Linked DNA regions of Homo sapiens: region 1 is linked to region 2. A link is a loop called in an ENCODE intact Hi-C map of the cell type or tissue named here. Cell type or tissue: HepG2. All regions are shown on one strand. Links, peaks and the distances in the headings refer to the core of each region. The heading gives the core; the rest is flanking DNA. Region 1 has its middle 26 kb from the start of LANCL1. Region 2 holds the start of CPS1-IT1 (CPS1 intronic transcript 1).

Region 1 (12,228 bases), core at 1,609-9,608, 110 kb after region 2:
ATGTGTCAAGGAATTTATCCATTTCTTCTAGATTTTCTAGTTTATTTGCGTAGAGGTGTTTATACTATTCTCTGATGGTAGTTTGTATTTCTGTAGGATCAGTGGTGATATCCCCTTTATCATTTTTTAATTGCATCTATTTGATTCTTCTCTGTTTTCTTCTTTATTAGTCTTGCTAGTGGTCTATCAATTTTGTTGATCTTTTCACAAAACCAGCTCCTGGATTCATTGATTTTTTGAAGGGTTTTTTGTGTCTCTATTTCCTTCAGTTCTGCTCTGATCTTAGTTATTTCTTGCCTTCTGCTAGCTTTTAAATGTGTTTGCTCTTGCTTCTCTAGTTCTTTTAATTGTGATGTTAGGGTGTCAATTTTAGATCTTTCCTGCTTTCTCTTGTGGGCATTTAGTGCTATAAATTTCCCTCTACACACTGCTTTGAATGTGTCCCAGAGATTCTGGTATGTTGTGTCTTTGTTCTCATTGGTTTCAAAGAACATCTTTATTTCTGCCTTCATTTCATTATGTACCCAGTAGTCACTCAGGAGCAGGTTGTTCAGTTTCCGTGTAGTTGAGTGGTTTTGAGTGAGTTTCTTAATCCTGAGTTCTAGTTTGATTGCACTGTGGTCTGAGAGACAGTTTGTTATAATTTCTGTTCTTTTACATTTGCTGAGGAGTGCTTTACTTCCAACTATGTGGTCAATTTTGGAATAGGTGTGGTGTGGTGCTGAAAAGAATGTCTATTCTGTTGATTTGGGGTGGAGAGTTCTGTAGATGTCTATTAGGTCTGCTTGGTGCAGAACTGAATTCAATTTCTGGATATCCTTGTTAACTTTCTGTCTCGTTGATCTGTCTAATGTTGACAGTGGGGTGTTAAAGTCTCCCATTATTATTGTGTGGGAGTCTAAGTCTCTTTGTAGGTCTCTAAGGACTTGCTTTATGAATCTGGGTGCTCCTGTATTGGGTGCATATATATTTAGGATAGTTAGCTCTTCTTGTTGCATTGATCCCTTTACCATCATGTAATGGCCTTCTTTGTCACTTTTGATCTTTGTTGGTTTAAAGTCTGTTTTATCAGAGACTAGGATTGCAACCCCTGCCTTTTTTTGTTTTCCATTTGCTTGGTAGATCTTCCTCCATCCCTTTATTTTGAGCCTATGTGTGTCTCTGCATGTGAGATGGGTTTCCTGAATACAGCACACTGATGGGTCTTGACTCTTTATCCAATTTGCCAGTCTGTGTCTTTTAATTGGAGCATTTAGCCCATTTACATTTAAGGTTAATATTGTTATGTGTGAATTTGATCCTGTCATTATGATGTTAGCTGGTTATTTTGCTCGTTAGTTGATGCACTTTCTTCCTAGCCTCGCTGGTCTTTACAATTTGGCATGTTTTTGCAGTGGGTGGTACCAGTTGTTCCTTTCCATGTTTAGTGCTTCCTTCAGGAGCTCTTTTAGGGCAGGCCTGGTGGTGAGAAAATCTCTCAGCATTTGCTTATCTATAAAGTATTTTATTTCTCCTTCACTTATGAAGCTTAGTTTCACTGGATAAGAAATTCTGGGTTGAAAATTCTTTTCTTTAAGAATGTTGAATATTGGCCCCCACTCTCTTCTGCCTTCTAGAGTTTCTGCCGAGAGATCCATTGTTAGTCTGATAGGCTTCCCTTTATGGGTAACCCGACCTTTCTCTCTGGCTGCCCTTAACATTTTTTCCTGCATTTCAACTTTGGTGAATCTGACAATTCTGTGTCTTGGAGTTGCTCTTCTTGAGGAGTATCTTTGTGGCGTTCTCTGTATTTCCTGAATCTGAATGTTGGCCTGCCTTGCTAGATTAGGGAAGTTCTCCTGGATAATATCCTGCAGAGTGTTTTCCAACTTGGTCCCATTCTCCCTGTCACTTTCAGGTACACCAATCAGACATAGATTTGGTCTTTTCACAAAGTCCCATATTTCTTGGAGGCTTTGTTCATTTCTTTTTATTCTTTTTTCTCTAAACTTCTCTTCTCACTTCATTTCATTCGTTTGATCTTCCATCACTGATACCCTTTCTTCCAGTTGATCGAATTGGCTACTGAGGCTTGTGCATTCGTCACGTAGTTCTCGTGCCTTGGTTTTCAGCTCCATCAGGTCCTTTAAGGACTTCTTTGCATTGGTTATTCTAGTTAGCCATTTGTCTAATCTTTTTTCAAGGTTTTTAACTTCTTTGCCATGGGTTCGAACTTCCTCCTTTAGCTTGGAGTAGTTTGATTGTCTGAAGCCTTCTCTCAGCTCGTCAGAGTCATTCTCCATGTTTCATTGCTGGTGAGGAGCTGCGTTCCTTTGGAGTAGAGTAGAAGAGGCGCTCTGATTTTAGAATTTTCAGTTTTTCTGCTCTGTTTTTTCCCCATCTTTGTGGTTTTATCTACCTTTGGTCTTTGATGATGGTGACATACAGATGGGGTTTTGGTGTGGATGTCTTTTCTGCTTGTTAGTTTTCCTTCTAACAGTCAGGACCCTCAGCTGCAGGTCTGTTGGAGTTTGCTGGAGGTCCACTCCTGACCCTGTTTGCCTGGGTATCAGAAGCGGAGGCTGCAGAACAGCGGATATTGGCGAACAGCAAATGTTGCTGCCCGATCGTTCCTCTGGAAGTTTTGTCTCAGAGGAGTACCCGGCCATGTGAGGTGTCAGTCTGCCCCTACTGTGGAGTGCCTCCCAGTTAGGCTATTCGGGGGTCAGCACCCACTTGAGGAGGCAGTCTGTCCATTCCAGATCTCCAGCTGCATGCTGGGAGAACCACTACTCTCTTCAAAACTGTCAGACAGGGACATTTAAGTCTGCAGAGGTTTCTGCTGCCTTTTGTTTGGCTATGCCTGCCCCCAGAGGTGGAGTCTACAGAGGCAGCCATGCCTCCTTGAGCTGCGGTGGGCTCCACCCAGTTCGAGCTTCCCTGTGCTTTTTTTACATACTCAAGCCTCAGCAATGGCAGGTGCCCCTCCCCCAGCCTCGCTGCCACCTTGCAGTTTGATCTCAGACTGCTGTATTAGCAATGAGCAAGTCTCCGTGGGCATAGGACCCTTCGTGCCAGGTGTGGGATACAATCTCCTGGTGTGCCGTTTGCTAAGACGGTTGGAAAAGCAAAGTGTTAGGGTGGGAGTGACCCAATTTTCCAGGTGCCCTCTGTCACCCCTTTCCCTGGCTAAGAAAGGGAATTCCCTGACCCCTTGTGCTTCCCGGGTGAGGCGATGCTCGCCCTGCTTCGGCTCATGCTCAGTGCACTGCACCCACTGTCCTGCACCCACTGTCTGATACTCCCCAGTGAGATGAACCCAGTACCTCAGTTGGAAATGCAGAAATCATTCGTCTTCTGTGTCGCTCACGCCGGGAGCAGTAGACTGGAGCTGTTCCTATTTGGCCCGATTCTGCTGTTTCCAACTGAGTCTTCTAGCTCTTAGATTCTTCTATTGAGATTATCACTGTTTTCTAGCAAGGACTGTGCTTCTTTTCTTTCTTCATGATATTAGGTTGGTGCTAAAGTAATTGCAGTTTTGGCCACTACTTTCAATGGCAAAAACTGCAATTACTTTTGCACCAACCTATATGTTGATTGAAAATATTTCAGAGCCCTAATTATAGGATGAATTTCTTCCTTCTAGGTGCTTTCTTTGCAATATGATTGTACTCCCTTGGAAATAGCTCATTTCAGAAAGCTGTCTGCTTTCTTCATGCCCAATACAGCATGAATTACACTAAAAACACACTCTTAGGCAGAGTGTGTGGTGGCCTCCTTCTTCCAGACTTCTGTTGACCTAAAGAGGTTAATGTATGACCAACGAGAAAAAGCTCCCAAATGCCTTATATATCAGCCCCTATTCCTATTTACTTTTAAGTAGTGTAGAAGTGAGTCAGAAAAAAAAAGTAGGTCGTCCTCCCAATTGTTCACTTTCCAAATTTATTTAGGATTGTGCAGACACACTAAATGATCCCAGTCACAACTGAGAAGGAAGTTTCCCGCCTTTTAATTTTTCTGCCAGTAAGAAGTGGGTATGCCACAATGTACTTAGGTCCTCCAGCATGGGGTAGAACTGGGTTTGGAGCATCTGTTGAATCTTATACCAAAAGAAATATAGCTACATTAACAGGAAATACACCCTTTTCTAACAACTATCCAATTGGAGAATCTATCCTTTACTTGCTTGTTACTCCAATACACAACCCTTTGGAATCTAGATACAGAGTTAAGGTGTACTGTGTCAGATTGCCTGGAATCAGAGCTTGGCTCAGCAACTTATCAGCTGCATGACATTGAGCAACTTACTTAACCCTACTTTTACTCAATTTCTTCATCTGTAAAATGGGGATAATAATAGGACCTAGCTCATGACACTGATGTGAGGATTAATGACACAACATATGACAAGTGATTAAAACAATATCCAGAATATAGTTTGCACTCAACGTTAGCTATTAATGTAAAATTTAAAAAAGACTTTTTTCTTGCATTTGTGGTGGTTTATTTTGCATTGTTTGTGGGGTTTTATTTGTTTGGTCGGTTGTTTTGTTTCTTAATGAAGATGGGAACCTGATGCTGCTAGATGGAAACTAGGGAAGAATAAACAATGGATCTTCACGGGTGGACACACACCATGCCTTGTTCCACTGTTTCAGGCAGTGACCCATCAGTATATGTCACTCAGGGAAAAAGAAAGCACAGTGGTATATCCTGGCACCAAAAGCGCAGCATCTCCCTGAACAACAAGCAGCTGGGCTGGGACAAAGCCAGGGAAGGAATGCAATCTCTTTGAAAAAAAAAATCACAACACATCTTCCTATTCTGACAGCCCAGGGGAAAGAGGCAGCTTTATGGAATAAAGCAGCAATGTGCTATGTGGTCTTCCAGTGAAAAGCATCAGAGAAGCACACCCTATTATTGTGCAAAAACCCCTACTTGTATGTACACTAAGAGCTTTGGCCGTCACCCGAATTGTGCTGTAAAGAGGAAAGGATTTTGACTGTTTTTCCCTGATACGGCATAAAATTCTTTCTTCCTGGATTTGGCGGGTGCTACCACAGCTGCTATGAACAAACAACATTGCAGAGGAAGTCTCCTGAATAAGAATTTTTCCATTGTAACCTGAATGTGTTCACCCTTCTAAGAATATTGTGTAGGTATCGTTTTTGGATTCCTAAAATTTTTATCTACGACAAAGGTGGCAAACTAAGATTTAATCCACCTGTAAATTCATCATAACCAGTTTACAAACAGTGGTTACAGACAGAAACCAAGAAAAGGGAAAAGATAAAGGTAAAAAGAGGCCACCAACAAAGAGTAAGAGAGAGAAAGACACAGAGAAGGGGAGAACACACACCTGCTGGAAATAATAAGAAAAATGTGAACTAATATTTATGCCGGGGGTTTTACTTTCTCCCTTCAGACGATAGAACGTTTATTTAATGAGTCTCTCTCTATCAACTTGTCAAGCAAAACAGCTCTACCTTCTGGGCCTCGAGCTTTGGGAAAGGAGCTAAAATGTCATTCCCCCACGAAGCTTCTTAAGCTGAGTGTCTCAAGTATATTGCACAGGGAAAATGAAAATCCCAAATAACCAGAATCTCCTCCGTCCCAAGAATTGCCTGCGCCATCTAGTGGCAGCATGTGACATAACCTTGAAGAGGTTACCAGTGGAATCTCTAGAGCTTCTCACTTTTTCTGTAGAGTTAGGAAGAGTTAAATTATCCACCTAGTCACAGGATGTCAGTGCTGGAGATACCTTAGCAAAGCCAATGATCTCAATTCTGCCTGCACAAGAGAACCATATACAGAACTTTTAAAAATTAGGTCAGTGCCTGGGTCTTCTGCCAAATAAAAGGAATCAGAATGTCTATGACAAGGGCCAAAGAAATTGGGATTTTTAAAAAGCTCTTCAGTCAATTAAGGTGAATCAAGCCTTGAGAAACACTGAGCTAATTCAACCCTTCCTTATTTTAAAATGTAAAGAGGAGGGACAAGTTACCCTTTTTGTTGCATTACTGGGAGAACAGAGATAGGAACTGAACCCCTCACTCAAATTTTGATATCTTATTAGAGCAATGTGAAAGTCACGAGACTATGAAGGGTCAGGGCAGGATGGAGGCAAGAAGCACCACTCAGACCCAGGAACTATGACTTCCCTTTAGAGTGGAGTTGTTTTGCTCTTTGCTTTTTTCTCTCTCCTGTCCTGAAATCCACTCCAAAATTGTTCAAACTAAATTAACATATGCAAGCAGCATTTATTTGAAAAGATGCTTTTTAACATTATATGTATATATGTGTGTATATATATATAAAAAATATATCTCTATATTTATATCTCTTTTATATATAAATATATATATCTATATGTATCTCATAGATATCTCTATATCTCTCTTTTATATATATATTATATATATATAAAATATACATATATATAAAAAAATATATATATATAGAGAGAGAGAGATTATTTTTTCCCAAGATGGTGGATTAGAAGCTTTCAGTGTGCCTCGACCACTTGGAAATAGCAAGATATTGCACAAAGATCAACTCTGTGAGCATTAATTCGAGAAGGAAAATTGGTAATATGGTTTGGCTTTGTGTCCCCACTCAAATCTCACCTTGAGTTGTGATAATCTCCACGTGTCAAGGGTGGGACCAGGTGGAAATAATTGAATCATGGGGGCAGTTTCCCCCATGCTGTTCTCATGATGGTGAGTGGGTTCTCACAAGATCTGATGGCTATATAAAGGGCTTTCCCCACTTCTCGGCACTCATTTTCTCTCCTGCCACCCTGTGAGGAGGTGCCTCCTGCCATAATTGCAAGTTTCTTGAGGGCTCTCCAGCCATGTGGAACTGTGAGTCAATTAAACCTTTTTCCCTTATAAATTACACAGTTTCAGGAATTTTTTCATCACAGCCTGAAAACAGACTAATACAGTAACTTGGTACTGGGTAATGGGAGGCTGCTGTAAAGATAGCTGAAAATGTGGAGATGACTTTAGAAGTGGGTAACAGGCAGAGGTTGGAACAGTTTGGAGGGCTCAGAAGAAGACAGGAAGATGTGAGAAAGTTTGGAACTTCCTAGAGACTTGTCTAATGGTTTTGACTAAAATGCTGACAGAGATATGGACAATGAAGTCCAGGCTGAGATGGTCTCAGATAGAGATGAGGAACTTGTTGGGAATTAGAATAAAGGTGAGTATTGCTATGCTTTAGCAAAGGGACTGGTGGTATTTTGCCCCTGCCCTAGAGATCTGTAGAACTTTGAACTTGAGAGAGATGATTTAGGGTATCTGGTGGAAGAAATTTCTAAGCAGCAAAGCATTCAAGAAGTGACTTGGGTGCTGTTAAAAGCATTCAGTTTTACGTATTCACAAAGATATGGTTTGGGATTGCAACTTATGTTTAAAAGGGAAGCAGAGCATAAAAGTTTGGAAAATTTGCAGCCTGATGATGCAATAGAAAAGAAAAACCCATTTCCTGAGGAGAAATTCAAGCCTATCACAGCAATTTGCTAAGTAACAAGGAGCAGAATGTTAATCACCAAGACAATGGGAAAATGTCCCCAGGGTATGTCAGTGACCTTCATGGCAGCCCCTCCCATTATAGGCCCAGAGGCCTGGGAGGAAAATATGGTTTCCTGGGACCAGGTCCAGGGCCCCCCGATGTGTGCAGCCTAGAGACTTGGTGCTCTGTTTCCCAGCCACTCTAGCCATGGCTAAAAATGCCCAAGGTACAGCTCTGGCCATGGCTTCAGAGGGCACAAGCCCCAAGCCTGGCAGTTTCCACATGGTGTTGAGCCTGTGGGTGCAGAGAAGTCAAGAATTGAAGTTTGGGGACCTCCACCTAGATTTCAGAGGATATATGGAAACACCTAGATGTCCAAGCAGAAATTTGCTGTAGGGTTAGAGCCCTCATGGAGAACCCTCTGCTAGGGCAGTGTGGAAGGGAAAGATGGGGTTGGAGCCCCCACACAAAGTCCCCACTGGGGCACTGCCTAGTGGAGCTGTGAGAAGAGGGCCACCATCCTCCAGACCCCAGAATGGTAGATCCATCACCAGCTTTCACAGTACGCCTGGAAAACTGCAAACACTCAGTGCCAGTCGTGAAAACAGCTGGGAGGAGCCTGCACCCTGCAAAGCCACAGGGGCAGAGCTGCCAAGGATGTGGGAGCCTTCCTCTTGCATCAGTGTGACCTGGATATGAGACATAAGAGTCAAAGGAGATCATTTTGGAGCTTTAAGTTTTAATGACTGCCCTATTGAATGTCGGACTTGCATGGGGACTGTAGACCCTTTGTTTTGGCCAATTTCTCCCATTTGGAATAGGTGTATTTACCCAAGGCCTGTACCTCCACTGTATCTAGGAAGGAACTAACTTGCTTTGGATTTTATAGCCCTATAGGCAGAAGAGACTTGCCTTATCTCAGATGAAACTTTGGACTTTGACTTTTGGGTTAATGCTGGAATGAATTAAGACTTTGGGGGACTGTTGGGAGGGCATGATTGTGTTTTGAAATTTGAGGACATGAGATTTGGGAGGAGCCAGTGGTGGGATGATATCACATGGCTGTGTCCCCACCCAAATCTCATCTTGAATTGTAATCTTGAAATGATAATCCCCAGGTGTCAAGGGCGGGATCAGGTGGAGATAATTGAATCATGGGGGCGGTTCCCCCATGCTGTTTTCATGATAGTGGATGAGTTCTCATGAGATCTGATGGTTTTATAAGGGGCTTCCCCCTTTGCTTGGCACTCATTCTCTCTCCTGCCACCCTGTGAAGATGTGCCTTCCACCATAATTGTAAGCTTCCTGAGGCCTCCCCTAAAAACCGTGGATAACTGTGAGTCAATTAAACCTTTTTTCCTTATAAATTATCCAGTCTTGGGAATTTCTTCATACAGTGTGAGAACAAACTAATACAACACGAATCCCCTGATATTGTGAAAGATACTCCAGCTCCCAAGGAGAAGAACGTGGGCAAACAGCCCTCATGATGGCATCTGGCTGACAATGTGTGAAGCCCCAGTACGTGAGAGGGGAGGAGAGCCTCCCTCTACTACTCACCTTTCCACTGGGGATCCCAGCAACCTAGGCTGAGGGAGAGCACTTTTTTCTCCCAAGTCCTGGAGCTAACTTGGAGAGAGGCTTGGAAGTGCTGAGAGGAAAAGACACAGGGAAAAGCTGCAGGCATTTTCTCAGACCCAGGACTGAAAGCAGGATGCCGTTTTTAACCCGAGTGCATACAAAGTCAGCCATTCTTTGGCAATCTGGCACCGTGGCTGCACAGGCATTTTTGTCTTGGGCCAGAGATTGGAGCGCTTGCTCTGGAGTGGTGTAGAGGTCTCTACAGCCAGAATTACAGAAAGTGCCTCATCAGTAGGCACTGGAATTGTGCTCTCCCCTGTCACAGGCCTGGAGCTGGAGGAAAGCTGCTCATCCAGTTTCTCCTGGATGAGGAGACTTGCAGCCAGGACCAGCTTGGAGACATAGAACAGGTTTATGTGTATCATTTCTGGGTGGCCCAACCTCCTTCTCTGGGATCACGGTGCAGTGGGTCCCTCTCCACTCCACTCCCAGGCAGAAATCCAGGTATTTGAAACACCTGGTGACATTGACTAGCAACCTAAGATACCCCACCCTGCCTGTGCAGAGATCATGGTACAGCAGGGCCCTCTCTGCTTCATGCCCAGGCAGATCTCCTAGCAGTTGCAGCTACCATTCACCCAGATCAGCATACCAAGCCACCCAACCATTCCTGTGTGGAGACTGTGGTGAAGCCCAGGCCCTCTCTGCTCCACCCTCTGGCAGATATCCAGGCATTTGGAGCATCCACTCACCTGAATCAACAGCCTGAGCCAGCCCACCCATCCTGTTCAGACACCATGGTGAAGCACAGCCCTCTTTACTCCATGCACAGGCATATCTCCAAGCAGTAAGAGTACCTGTTATCCTGGCTTGCCAGCCTGAGCTCTCCCGCCCTATCTGTGCAGAGATTGTGGTCCAGCAAGGCCCTCTACACTCCACACCCAGGCAGATCTCCAAGCATCTAGAGCACCCACTCTACTGGAATAAGAATTTAGGCTGCCTTCCATCCCCATGCAGAGAACTTGGGGCCAGAAAGGTTTCCCAGCTCCATGCCTAGATAGATCTCTGGTTTGAAGGCAAGAGAGGGAAATAAAAGGCATCCAAATAAGTAAAGAAGATGTCAAACTGTCTCTCTTCACTGATATGATTCTACGCCTAGAAAACCCTAAAGACCCACCAAAAGGCTCCTGGAACTGATAAATAACTTTGTAAAGATTCACAATACAAAATCAGTGTCAAAACTCACTAGCATTTCCATACACCAATAACACTCAAGCTGAGAACCAAATCAAGAATGCAATCCCATTTACAATAGCCACAGAAAAAAATAAAATAAAATACCTAGAAATATATTTAACCAAGGAGGTGAAAGATTTCTACAAGGAGAACTACTACAAAACACTGCTCAAAGAAATAATAGATGACACAAACCAGTGGAAAAATATTCTATGCTCAAACCCCATTAAAAAATGGGCAAAAGACATGGACAGACACTTCTAACAAGAAGACATACAACATATGTCATCTTCATACGTCAGCAAACATGAAAAAATGCTCCACATAACTAATCATCAGAGAAACACAAGTCAAAACCAAAATAAGATACAATCTCATACCAGTAAGAATGGCCGTTATTAAAAAGTCAAAAAACAACCGATGCTGGCGAGGCTGTGAAGAAAAGGGAATGCTTATACACTGTTGATGGGAATGTTAATTAGCTCAGCCACTGTGGAAAGCAGTTTAGAGATTTCTCAAAGAACTCAAAGCAGAACTACCATTCAGCCCAGCAACCCCATGACTGCATTACTGGAGATATATATATATATATATATATATATGTATGTATATATTGTTCTACCAAAAAGACACATGCATGCACATATTTATTGCAGCACTCTTCAGAATAGCAAAGACGTGGAATCAACCTAGGTGCCTTTAATGGTAGATTGGATACAGAAAATGTGCTACATATACACCATGGGATACTAAACAGCCACAAAAAAGAATGAAATTATGTTCTTTCCAGCAACGTGGATGCAGCTGGGGCTATTATCCTAAGCGAATTAATGCAGGAACAAAACACCAAATACTGCATGTTCTTGCCTATAAGTGGGACCTAAACACTGAGTACTCATGGACACAAAAATGGCAACAATAGAAACTGAAGACTGTTGGAGTGGGGAGAGAGGTATGGGGACAAGGGTTGAAAAACTGTTGGGTACTATGCTTAGTATCTGGGAGATGGGATCATTTGTATCCCAAACCTCGGCATCACACAATATACCTATGTAACAAACCTGCTCATTACCCCCAAATCTAACATAAAATTTGAAATTATAAAAAAATTAAATAAAAATAAAGTATAAACCTCCCGAGGTAAATAGGATATGAATATTTTTAACATTTTATTACATTTTACATATCATATTCAGCTTATTAACATGTTCTATATGCACAAACTTCACTGGGTATAGGAGATATAAGGATAAATTCTTCTTTATGACATGCCTTGCTTAAAGATTATTTGAAACAAAAGTAGATATAAAACAGTAATACATTTTTTAAAAATTTAAATCTGGGTCAAATGTAATGATGACCAAATAGTAAGATGAAATCTGGAAGAGTTAGCATACAAGAAGATACCCCTTAATTAGATCTTACACAAAGTTTGCTGAGCTTATTAGAGCTAATTCCAAAAATAAAAGAAGGAAAGATATAATCAGTTAAAAGATTTCCATTCCCTATTTGATAAAAAACAGACCAGCTGTCCAGAATATAATTATTTTTCTTTGACAGAAAATAAATGACATAGACAGTTAACACATAGTATTAGATAAATGCAATGAAGGAAAATAAAGTAGCGAAGAAAAAGTATAAGAAGTTTAAGTATTAAATAGGGTGACCAGGAAGGATGTTGCTGAGAAGGTGAGGCACTGAGCCGTGCAGCTATCTGTGGGACAAACGTCTCAAGCAAATAGAAGAGCAAGTACCAAAGCCCTGAGGAGGAAGTGTGCCTGCATGTTGGAGGAAGAGCAGGAAGCTAGCAAGAGAGTAGTGCAACTAAGGTTAAGTTCTATGTAGGTTATGTCACTTCTCTATTCAGTATCCTCTGATGCCTTCTCATCTCATGCTGAGAAACAGCCAAATTCCTTG
Region 2 (12,228 bases), core at 2,922-10,921:
AAGCATAAGCACAAAACGTTCTTGCCTGATTTTTGCCATGCCTCATGAGCAAGTTAAATAAAAAGTCAATAGAAGTTAGCATGTGTAGGAGAGGACATTCAAAGGGAGTGTTCCAGCTAACGTGACACCTGCATTATTACATCTGCCAGAAGTTTGTGGCTGCAGGGAAATGGCCAACTTTACTGAGCTCAATTTAGCACTTGAATGCCCAAGTGGAACTCACCAGGGTTGTCCTAGATTGTTTTCCTAAGCAATAGGCACGCCTATGATTTTTCACCACTCACCAATGGACATAGTTTATCACATTGAACATAGTGATTTCGGATGGAAATTGGACCCTTGAAAAGTGCACTTTACTCTTTTTTTTAAAACTATATTGACTATAAGCAGTAAAGAGGAAAGAGAATATTAAAGTTATTAGAGTGAAGATAGCAAAAAAAAACCACATGAAACCTACAGAATATTAGACAAAAGCAATATCTGGATAATTTGTAAATAAATCCATAGTAAAGTTTATGTCAACAATAGGGAAACAAATACAAATTTTAGCTTCCAATACTCGTATGGTATAAATTGTATCACAATGGTTATATCTCCTACTTTTGAACGTGTAAAATGAATGAAAATAGATTCTTTTTAAGTAGTCATCTACAACATTGCTAACATAAATAGCGGCATTGTACATAAAAACAAGAGAGCAAAATGGACCATTGAAGGAAAATTGCCCAAAATGAATGGAATGCACAAGAACAAGCAATCATCATAAATGGTAGAAAACCTTCACTTTGATGATTTAACATGGTATAGCAAAAGCAGAGGCTGGCCATCTTCTTTAAGATAATCACTTGAAGCAAGGATTCAAAACTTAATTCAGCTTAGTTTTAGCCAGTAAAAGAGCGAAATTATACAATTTAGGCAGGTATAATAAAATCTCCAAGCTGGATATGTCAGTCAGAAATAGCTAAAGAAACCAAAAAAACAAAATAAGGAAATAAAAAAATTAAAAACAGTTACAGCCAGAGGGATAAGCAGATGCTTAAAGCTGGTAATTGTACTCTCACTTTTTTTTTCTTGCCTGTTCATGTGTCTTTTTTTTTTTTTTAAGTATCATGATTGTCTTTCAATATAAAATTGCCAATCCAAATTGGTATTATAAATAATAATGCTTGGGGGTGTAAAGTCCTGAAATAGTTCTTTCTCACAAGTTCTATTATAGTTGAATTCCTTACATACTTATAGCAAGGGGAGTCCAACTGAAGGATATTTGTACCTGTGCTTGTTTATTAATAATATAGTAGAAACCTTCATTATATATGCTGATTCTACCATGATAGGACTATCACCCCTTTATTGGCTACTGTTTCTAAACTGAAGCTGTCTATTTTAGGTAGTCTTACTTCTTATTTCCTCTAGATGTTATCTACACCTCTAAACAAATCTGTTTCTATACCCCAAGCAAACCTGTTTCTGTGTGTGTATATATATGCTTATGTTTACATATATTTAATATATTTACATGCACACTTACATACCATATACTTGATATGTAAGTATATAAGCATACACATATATGTATTATTTTTAAGCAGTCATCTATGGTATACACAAATATAAATATATTATATTTGATATTTAAGTATGTAGGTATATACTTACATGTAAGTATTCTTTCTAAGCTTCATCCACAATATTGCTCACATAAATAGCAACATTGTACATAAAAACAATGTTTACTTTTTACTAAAGTAAAAAGTATATAAGAATATAATTATATATCAAATATAAGGGGTTAAATAGCAAGTATCCTGGGTTCTGGAGTCCTGCTTAGACTTGATCCCAATTCTGTTATTTATTAGTATGTGATGTAGAGGAAACTGCTGAATCTCTCAGTGCCTCAGTTTACTATCAATAAAATTAGGACAATCACTGATTTCTTAATGTTGTGTTAGGAATTAAACAAAATAATGTGCTTAGAACAGTGCTTAATATGTAGTCCAAAAATTTTTGTGATTATTATCTTACCCTTGGAAGGCATTCAGAATTATTAAACTGAATCAAAATTCAAGTTTCAGTATTAAGAGTTATAAATTCATTATTTGGTTACAATAAGGAATAGGCTATATCAGAAGAACCTAGTTGGTGAAGACATTTGACATCTTTATTTGATTTATGGTACCTGCATTTCCTCTCTCCAGGCAGGAGATCTTTACATGACCAAAATTGAATCTATGCACTAATGGAAAAAAGAACTATAGGTGAGATTTTTATAATTTCTTACAGATCGGAGTAAGGATATTTTTCTTTTGGTATTTATTAAAATACTACATGGGAAGAGCACAATATGTGAAAGCGTCGGCATTGGGAGAGTGAGTATGGGAAAAATAGACTAAAATATCAATAGCTTAGCAGTGAAAGCTAATGGACAGAGATTATGCACATGTTGTGGTTCCACTAAAAATTTATATAGACTTCATTTTCCTCAAACTCCTTGCAGGGTGATCTGACAATGTGAAGTTAAAAGACCTTTGGTGACCATTAAACATCTAAATTCCAAAGCATACACATAACAAGTATTCGAATCCTACATGACACAACTTATATCGTACTGAGTAAAAAGAAACTTCTCAAATCCTAAAGAAATCCACTGTAAATATGTTATCACCCTAGGTCAGTTAATGCTACTACACCAGCCTATAAATTTGGGGAACTGCCTAGAACAGTCAGCTTCCCTACCATGCCCTTGGGTAGCAATAAGCAGTTTAAGTGGAAAAGGAGAAAGTCAGTGAGCGTAAACAGGAAAGAGATCTTTTTTTGGCTGAAGCTGTCTAAATAATGGTTATTACCTAAGCTGGTAAGAATAGATATTGCTTCAGAAGTCTTGTGAGGGTTGCCATTGCTACTATATTCAGGTATTAGAGACAGCATACTGAGTTCTGAGGGGGCAAGCACTCAAAGCTAGGATGCTGAGTTGATTATTCTGATACCTGTTGATATAGTTTTTATGTTTGTCCCTGCCCAAATCTCAGATTGATATTTAATCCCCAGTGTTGGAGATGGGGACTGGTGGGAGGTGACTGGATAATGGGAGCAGATTTCTCATGAATGATGTAGCACCAACCCCCTGGTGCTCTCCTGGCAATAGTGAGTGAATTCTTGCATAATCTGGTTGTCTGAAAGTATGTGGCACCTCCCCCACCGACTCCCTCTCTCTGGCTGGCTCCTGCTTTTTCCATAGGACACGGCTGCTTTCCTTTTGCCTTCCGCCATGATTGTAAGATTTCTGAGGCCTCCCTAGAAGCCAAGCAGATGCTAGCACCACACTTCCTGTGAAGTTTACAGAACTGTGAGCCAATTAAACCTCTTCATAAACTACCCAGTCTCAGATATTTCTTCATAGCAATGCAAGAATGGCCTAATACACCTATCCCTCTTGTCTCATCACCCTGCAGAAAGATGAGACTTCATACGTAATCATGAACATGAAACATGTTTATCTCTCCCCTTCAAAGAGAAGGGTTTCTGATTATAATTTCTACTATCTCACAGGCATGGAAAACTCATCAGTTATTTCCATAATATCTACCTAGTTACAATCATTGTTTTGTTTTCCCCATCTCAGTCTGTGAATATTTATATATACTAAATATGTGAGTATATCTTTTTTAATAATTTCCATTGTATTTTATCTTAAAATATATTGTTTGAAGCTATTGCATAAATAAGCACATTTATTGTTTACATTTCAAACATAAACTATGTTCTTGTTTTTATATTTCTTTTTTTATATTATACTTTAAGTTCTGGGATACATGTACAGAACATGCAGGCTTGTTACATAGGTATACACGTGCCATGGTGATTTGTTGCACCCATCAACCCGTCATCTACATTAGGTATTTTTCCTAATGCTATCCCTCCCTTAGCCCCCCACCCCCCAACAGGCCCCGGTGTGTGATGTTCCCCTCCCTGTGTCCATGCGTGGGTATAGTCTATTTGGGACTCAAATTCTGAACTTCATTTCAGATGACTATATGTAAACACAAGTCAGAGACTGACCATCAATTTAATGATATGCTCATCCTCTGCTATTAAATGTGTTTATCGGACTTTAGAACTCGAGATTGATTAACAACTGTAGAGTAGGAATTTTTATTCATTAGCATAAGGGAAAGCTATTTATCTTTTAATAAGAATAGCATTTGCATCGTAGCTATCAATTGCTTCCTTTAAAAAATAGGTCTGATATTAAAATAAGTGATGCATCATAAAGGAAATTAAGAAATGATACATTGCAAAATATAAAAGCAAATAAAAATTGTGAGTCTGAAAATGAATCTTTAAATATTTAACTATCATATCTACATATCTAAAATCATAATATATAATACATATCTAAAATCATAAAGTAACCTTTATTACAACAAGTAGCATTTTTATTTTCAGGGGAAAAGAGGAAAAATTTTCTTGGGCCCTCACAATATGTCAGATGTCATTTATACTTATATAAATTAAGCTTCACAAAAAAACTAGAAGCAGAGATTAAGAGAAAGAACATGAATCTGGAGAAATGAAAGAGGTGATGTACGTCTGATTCTACAGTGGGGAGGACTGCGCACCAATCTCTGGCTCCATAGTCTGCTCCTTCCAATGCACAAGGGTGGAACCAGAAAACCCACGTCTAGCATTCTATATTTTTTCTCTTAATTTACTTCTCTTTTCCCAAGTGAGAGCCCCACTGCCTGTCTTCTCAAGGATCTCTATGAAAAGTACAAAGGGAGTGCGGTACATTGGCAGCAGAGATAGATGTTGAGGCAGGAGAATTTTGGAGTTCTCTGAACGCACACCAAATAAATCGCTAGCTCCTAGGCCTACAGCTAAAGACAGCCATTCTAACACAGAAGCAGTTGAGATCTTCAAAGTAAACCATAAATAAATACAAATGAAAAAGAACAACTAATCTTCTCAGCCTCTCTCCAAACTCGCAATATGTAAGTCAGCTATAGGTCATTAATAGGGAGCTCTTGTTACTGTTGGAGCAGTACGTACCTTGATGACTAAGCCTCCCTGGATATTGAGGGGCCGAGAAAAAGCAGAGGACTCAGACCCAGACTAATGGTGAGTATAATTAAAATAGGGCAAGGAAACTCAAGGCCTTACATACTTAACATTCATTCCATCAGCTGTCGTATTCTTTCAACTTCAGACCCCTATGTGCCACAAAATGATGGAGACAGGTAGCTTTAGTGGCCATCTATTCTTGTTATTTATCTAATACCGCTAAATAACAATCATTATCAAATTGCTATGCGTGCATCAATGACACTTCAAAAAGAAAGGAATTAAACCATAAAGTGACACTCAGATAATGAGTTCAGGGTTTAGGTTTGCTAACGCCGTGGATCATCTGTGAGTTCCACTTCAGGTTTACTTTAGCTTTTGCTATATAATAGACACTTCAACCTCCCTGGATCAAAAACAAATTTATACAGTAGAGATGATTTTAAGTGTAAGTTTTTGAAATTTTTGAAATGATATAAAGCTTTACATAAAGAGTTTTAAATGTAGATCATTATGAACAATAGAAAATATCCCTATTTACAAATATATTTATGCCAGAAAATGGAGATTGAAAATGTCAAATTGTCGGCAAATAAATGCAACAGAATGTGGAAGTCAGAAAAATATTATAAATGATCTGTAACAGTGTGTTGTTTTAATCCTCCAAGGACCTTTTTCACTATCAATATACCCTTATTTATGCTTAGTTAGAATCTCAACCTGCCTTCTGGTTGTAACGAAAACTATTCAATTAAAACATTGAATTTGTCCAAAAATCAGAACGTATGTCAAGTGGAAATTTAAATCACAATAACATCTGCTATTTTCCACCCCAGGTCTTTTCCACTGCTGTGACTGGCATACTATAAGTTTCTAGCACCCCCATGTGGCTTAATTGGAGTGGTTTCATAGGCATTTGAAATCAGTTGCCTGAAACTGAGAACAGTAGAACAGACTATAATTTTACACAGAAGTTCTGCTGGCATCATAAACCAAGAAAGGGAAACTTAAGTCAGCAAAATTATAAGATAAATGTATAGGTTCAATTCCTAAATTATTTGCTGTCTACTGTTCATTTTATGTGATCACTAGAAAGGATGATTTACAAGCAACTATAGCTGGTTTCATCTTTGTCAGATAGAATTCCTCAGTTTTCAAAACCAAGCATTTGACATGGGCAATAATTAAATAGATGAAAAAGAACCTAATTTTTCTCAAAAAGAAAAGCAAGTGTTTTATTACCTAGTTTGTACACATATTGATCAGGCAAATACAGTAACCCAAGTATATGTTGCAATTGCTAAATAGTTGAGCAATCCAGGTTTTGAGATTTTCCACTGTCCTCAAAGATATTTTAAGTGATTAAAGTATCTACATTTTGTCAAATCATTTGAGAACAATTTTTATACAAACAAAATTTTTCCTTCTCTAAACACATCCCTAGTTTGCAGGTAAGACGTCTTTCCAATAGTAGTGTATTTCAGAGTGCTTTCAGAGGGAAGAAGTTCAAGAGGACTATATTGTCTTTCTTAATCTGCTAATAAATGCTCCTCTTATTGAAGATAGATGTTTAAAACTGATCCATGCTTTCATCAGCCTAAGGTGCCCCAGCAGTTTCCCATGAAAAATTTAAAAGTAGATTTTAAGGACTACATTATCAAAATATTCTCAACATAAAATGAAGTTTAAAAATAATTGGCCATGATGGAGATAAAAATGTAAATTAGTCAGAGGTGAAGAGTCTGTTAAGAGAAACCTGAATGTGGCTTAATTGTATGCTGAACTGAATGTCCCAATTTAAAAACAGTAGAGCGCAAAAGGAATGCATTTTCTCCTCAATATACAGCAATGTATAGATTGATATTAAAAGGGGAAAACAGACTTCAGAATGTAGAGGAAAATTTATAGAAAACAAATATTCATTTAATTGATTAATAAAATTTAAATCTAGATAATACTTCATAATTAAATAATACACGTTCATCAATGTATACCAATTTTGTGCATTCAAAAGACCTTATTACTATGTCTGATGACAAGGGTGGGAATAGAAGATGATTAAAAAGATTAATGGATACATTTCTAAAGGTAAACATCTAAAAAAAAAAAAACCTGCCATTTGTCTTCTGGCTACGGGTACTATTTTCCAACAATGGCACTATCTACCTCATTGAATCACAATGTAGACCAAATGCTTAAGAGTAGGAAGAAGACTCTTTAAAAATTGCACTGAAGGTGTCTGGCATGAATGAGAGCAGCACTGCCTTACCTGTTGAGGCCTTTCAGTGTCTTTTCCATGTTTAAAATATCACGCATCTTATACAAAAACCACTTGTCAATGTATGTGAGCTTCTCAATCTCATCAAGGGACATGTTGTCATCAATGGCCTGCCAAGAGGAGAAGAGATACTTTCTTTGGCAAACATTTTTCTAAATGTCTTATTTGGTTTAAAATACATAGCAGTCATGCCTCTGTGTGTTATTTAGAGAGCCCGAGACTGTAGACTGAGTTACAAAACATGAAACTGACATCACTGACATTCCTTCCAATAAACATAAAGATGGTGCCAACTATATCCACAAATGGCATACAGAGTAGGTGCTTGCCTTGAGTGGTGTGTTCTCAGAAAAATCTCCTAACAGGTTTTGACTCGCTCCTCTTTATTTGATTGTGTTACCCATTATACCCTAAATTTGGTACATCTCTTTGGAATTAAAGAAAGTCTCTTGAAACTACAGTTAAGCCAAATTGGTAAGAAAATCTAGAATTAATATAATGATCTCTTAACTTGTAGTGTTGATAGTTATCTTGTAGGAGATAGCATATTTTTATCACCTCACTCCACATTCACACAAACATACAATAGTCAGTGAGAATTTATGGGTCGGATCTGGCTTGGCTTTATTCCTCCAGAATATTTCCTCACAGAGGACTTCAAATAAAAAATTGTTTTGAATCAGTCACTATGATTTTTGTGCTAAGGCAGGCATTTTTTAAAATCCTAATATATTCCAAAACAATGTAGTAATAACTTCTGTTCTGATAGGCAGCTCAGCCTCTTCCTCAAGCTTACTTTATCAATTTCTCAAAAGTAAAACTACAACTATGGGTCATTAAGCTGAGTAGAAAATTTAACTGAAAAAAGAGATAAACTCTCAAAACCAAAATCTTTATACAAAAAGATGTCTACTCTTATTCTTGTATGTGTGTATGTGTACGTGTATATACCCTGTGAAAAATCTGAAAATATTCCAGAACAACATATTTTAGAATAACACACTGCGTTTTTAAGACCCATTAAGAAATATATGCAACTAGTAACTCTGCTGGTATATTTCAGCCCAGGGAGCTTACTTTTCTTAAAGCTTTTACATAATGATAGTATCAGAGAGACCATGATTATAATTGTTGAGATATGGCATGGCTCATAATTTTGTTGACTAGAGTAAGATGACATTTAACAGAAATACTCAAAGCCATGTTCATTTCCTAGTCAATGTATGTTTCTTTTGTTTAATTCTCCCTGTAATTACAGTCAGGTTCCCAAAGACTTAATATTCTGTCTTACTTTCTAAGTGATTAAAGGCACAATTAGCTGTCGGCCATCTACACTGTGAGGTGGAGAGAACCTTAAGTTACTGAAACTTTTAAGAGATCAAAGGAGGTTTTCACACAAGCACATACAGTGAGGGAGGGCCTAGAATCCTGTAGTCATTTCACTGGAAGGAAGGAAAGGACTACAGTCAAATCCATGATTTCTTTCTTTTATATATATATATATACTTTAAGTTCTGGGATACATGTGCAGGACGTGCAGGTTTGTTACATAGGTATACACGGGCCATGATGGTTTGCTGCACCCATCAACCTGTCATCTACATTAGGTATTTCTCCTAGTGCTATGCATCCCCTACCTCCCCACCCCCCGACAGGCCCCGGTGTGAAATGTTCCCCTCCCTGTGCTCATATGTTCTCATTGTTCCACTCCCACTTATGAGTGAGAACATGTGGTACTTGGTTTTCTGTTCCTGTGTTAGTTTGCTGAGAATGATGGTTTCCAGCTTCATCCATGTCCCTGCAAAGGACATGAATTCATCCTTTTTTATGGCTGCATAGTATTCCATGGTGTATATGTGCCACATTTAAAAGCTCATCATCACTGGTCATTAGAGAAATGCAAATCAAAACCACAATGAGATACCATCTCATGCTAGTTAGAATGGCTGTCATTAAAAATTCAGGAAACAACAGATCCTGGAGAGGATGCTGAGAAATAGGAATACTTTTACACAGCTGGTGGGAGTGTAAATTAGTTCAACCACTGTGAAAGACAGTGTGGCATTTCCTCAAGGATCTAGATCCAGAAATACCATTTGACCCAGCAATCCCATTACTGGGTATATACCCAAAGGATTATAAATCATTCTACTATAGAGACACATGCACACGTATGTTTATTGCAGCACTATTCGTAATACCAAAGACTTGGAACCAACCCAAACGCCCATCAATGATAGACTGGATAAAAAAAAAAATCCATGATTTCTCAACAGCAAGCAAGATCCTGCCAGTCTTAAGACCTCATCTCCAAGCACTGCAGCTTTGCTATGTAACATCACTGTAATGAAGTCTATAATGACCCCCAAACAAGTTTGAGGTTACTTTAATGTTCCAAAAATCAAAAATAATGCCCCGCATTCTCCCCAAATCAAAAGAGGTGATGATCCAGTCATCCTGAAATAAGACTGCTGTAAAAATCAGACCTCAGAGCAAGTTGCTCTTTCTAAGACTCATGAAAGCAAGCAAAGATTTACACACTCCCTTCATTCTTTTTCCCCTTCAGCCCTCCACCGTCCTTACACTCTCTGTCAAAATCACCAAGTTCCCGGCTGCTGTTGAAATGAACAGTAATGATGACCTCTAACAAACAGAAATCAGTTCCTTCTCCCAGCACTCGAGCAGGCAATAATTTACACGCAGCCCCTGCACTTCTTGCTCATACATAGGGTACCCTGTGAAAGAAAGAACCTCCACACATTTTTCCCAGATTCTCATCTTTTATAAGTCTGTTAGAAAAGAATGAGAGATTTGCTTGAGTTTTACAGCTTAGCTGGGAACTTGGAAATGCTTGCCTTTTTCATCTCCTTCAAAGTGGCAGAAACATGATTGCTAGACTTAAGGAAAAAATCTATTTACTGTCCTTTGCCTGAGAAAAAAATTTTATATATATATATACACACACACACACACATATGAATGTCATGAGCTGCTTCTTAAATAAAAGACTGAAATAGGGATAATAAATGATGAAGGTGAAATGGCTTTCTAAAATAACTTCTTATCACTGCTATCCCACCCGCCACCGCCAGAGAAAAATTCTAATTACCTTGAAACTCAACATGGGAAAATGTCCATCAAGAGATAATAGCAACTCCCAGAATTTCAGTAGGGCTTAAATATTTTCCATTTAGAAACCATAAGAGCGAGGAGAATATACATTGGATGCAATTAAGGAAATATCCCTTCCTCTCCTTCAGGTCTCTTAAGGACTCAAAATATGGACATAAAAGTTGCGATGAGTTCAAAATCACTAACAACATTTTTCTGTTTCTACACAGGCAAATTACAAAGACGGGAATCCTTTTAAAGAGAAAGTTCATGTTTTCACCGACTCATCCCACATGCACACACATACACACACACAAACATAAAATGGTCAGTAGAGCTTTGTAGAACCAGTGCGGTTTGATACTGTTGGAGGATTAACGCTTGTGCTTCCTTAAATGTCAAAAAGCCTTTCAGGGATTTCTGACCAGACAGATTCCAGCTGCCCAAGTCACCTTTTATAAAATCAGATGAGCTGAAACTTCAAAACTCTAAGCACAGTAAATATAAAAGTAGATTAACATGGCATTTAATTTGCATGAGAAGCAAGTAGTGGAGGGAAGTGAGAAATGTAGGGCCTTTTTTCCTGAAAGTAAGACCAATAAAATAATTACATGGAAAACCCTATAATCATGTGGGCCTTTATAGTCTGTTGCTGTTTTTTAAACACAGAAAGAGAAGCAAATAAATTAAGATTATTCTAGACTCAAGTGGCACATACTAAGGGACATTATTGTATGCACCTTCCTTTCTACAATACAATTTTACACATTCAAGGAACATGTAATAAAGTTAATAGTAAAGGACAAGTCAATATAGTCAAATCTACTTGAGTATTAGTACTAAGTATACTTAAAAAGGGGGACATTTTATCTATTTAATCATCCTTTAAAACTGCAATTTGCCCTTAAATCCAGGCTTAAAGTCAAATAAAAATGATAATTTATCATTAATTGTAAAAGACTCTAATGAAATCTATAGATGTTTCCAGTTTAATACTATAAAAGAATTAAAAATTTTCCAAAAATCCCTGATTTAAAACCACTTTGTGATTCAGTTTTATTTTAATGTCCAGACTGACTACATTCTGGAAAAGCAACTAGTAGCTGTGGGCCCCTTGTAACATCTTACCTTGGCAATGGCATAGATACGCGTGCTGCTTGGTTCAGACAACTCTTTTCTAAGATCTAAATTAGATGGCCATTCTTTGTTCATTGGGAGACGGGGAGTGAAACCTTCTATAGATGGGTGGCACATCCGTAAAGCTTTCTGGAAACTCTCCTCAAAGGTACGACCAATAGCCATGACCTGTAATACATGTTTAAGACCTCATATTGAAAGAAAGAGCTTATGTATCTTTAATTTGTAACTGAACTGGACGTAAAATATATTTTATAAAACAAATAAGAACAAAAAATATATCATAAAGCCTCTCAAATTAAAAAAAAAAAAAGGTGTTCCTTTTTTTCTTCCTCTCTCACTTTCTCCATGGTTTTGGTATAATGCATCTTCATTAGGTCAGTCTTTTACCACTCAGGGAGTTCAGCTGTATTTGCTGAGATTGATGAGGAAATCACCTGTACCTGCTCTGGACCATAGTATTAAAATAAGAAATTCAAGGTTGAAGCATAGAGACCTTTTCTTAGTAAGATCTTGCTTTATGCGCATGTTCTTTAGAATGGAAGGCAAATAAAAAGAAACCAGAAATATATTAACACTGAAACAGAAACTATTTGTAAATGAGTATCAGTCAGTATTCAAGACAGGTTGGCTTTCCTTACAGC

Evidence for each region. Hi-C counts contacts between places; a loop is a spot of excess contacts. Peaks named below come from ENCODE experiments on the same cell type or tissue, not always from the same donor. Only the 100,000 strongest peaks of a DNase experiment are listed, where the experiment ranks them.
Region 1: a loop joins it to region 2, with 5 times the contacts of the local background. A loop is called at or near these places in 4 of 110 quality-filtered maps.

What each region holds. Positions count from the first base shown.
Region 1 is chr2:210,496,579-210,508,806 of GRCh38, reverse strand. It overlaps a transcript of CPS1 not described here. Among named protein-coding and RNA genes, the nearest start is that of LANCL1, 26 kb to the right of the region's middle. In HepG2, for the core only: a CTCF peak has its summit at 5,611 (motif pointing left); a DNase peak (open chromatin) is centred at 5,616.
Region 2 is chr2:210,611,641-210,623,868 of GRCh38, reverse strand. It overlaps CPS1 (carbamoyl-phosphate synthase 1), which reads right to left. Exons shown (of 38, transcript NM_001875.5): 20 at 11,576-11,752; 21 at 7,328-7,446. CPS1-IT1 (CPS1 intronic transcript 1) reads right to left here and starts at 6,298. Exons shown (of 1, transcript NR_002763.2): 1 at 3,993-6,298. In HepG2, for the core only: a CTCF peak has its summit at 5,936 (motif pointing left); a DNase peak (open chromatin) is centred at 5,928.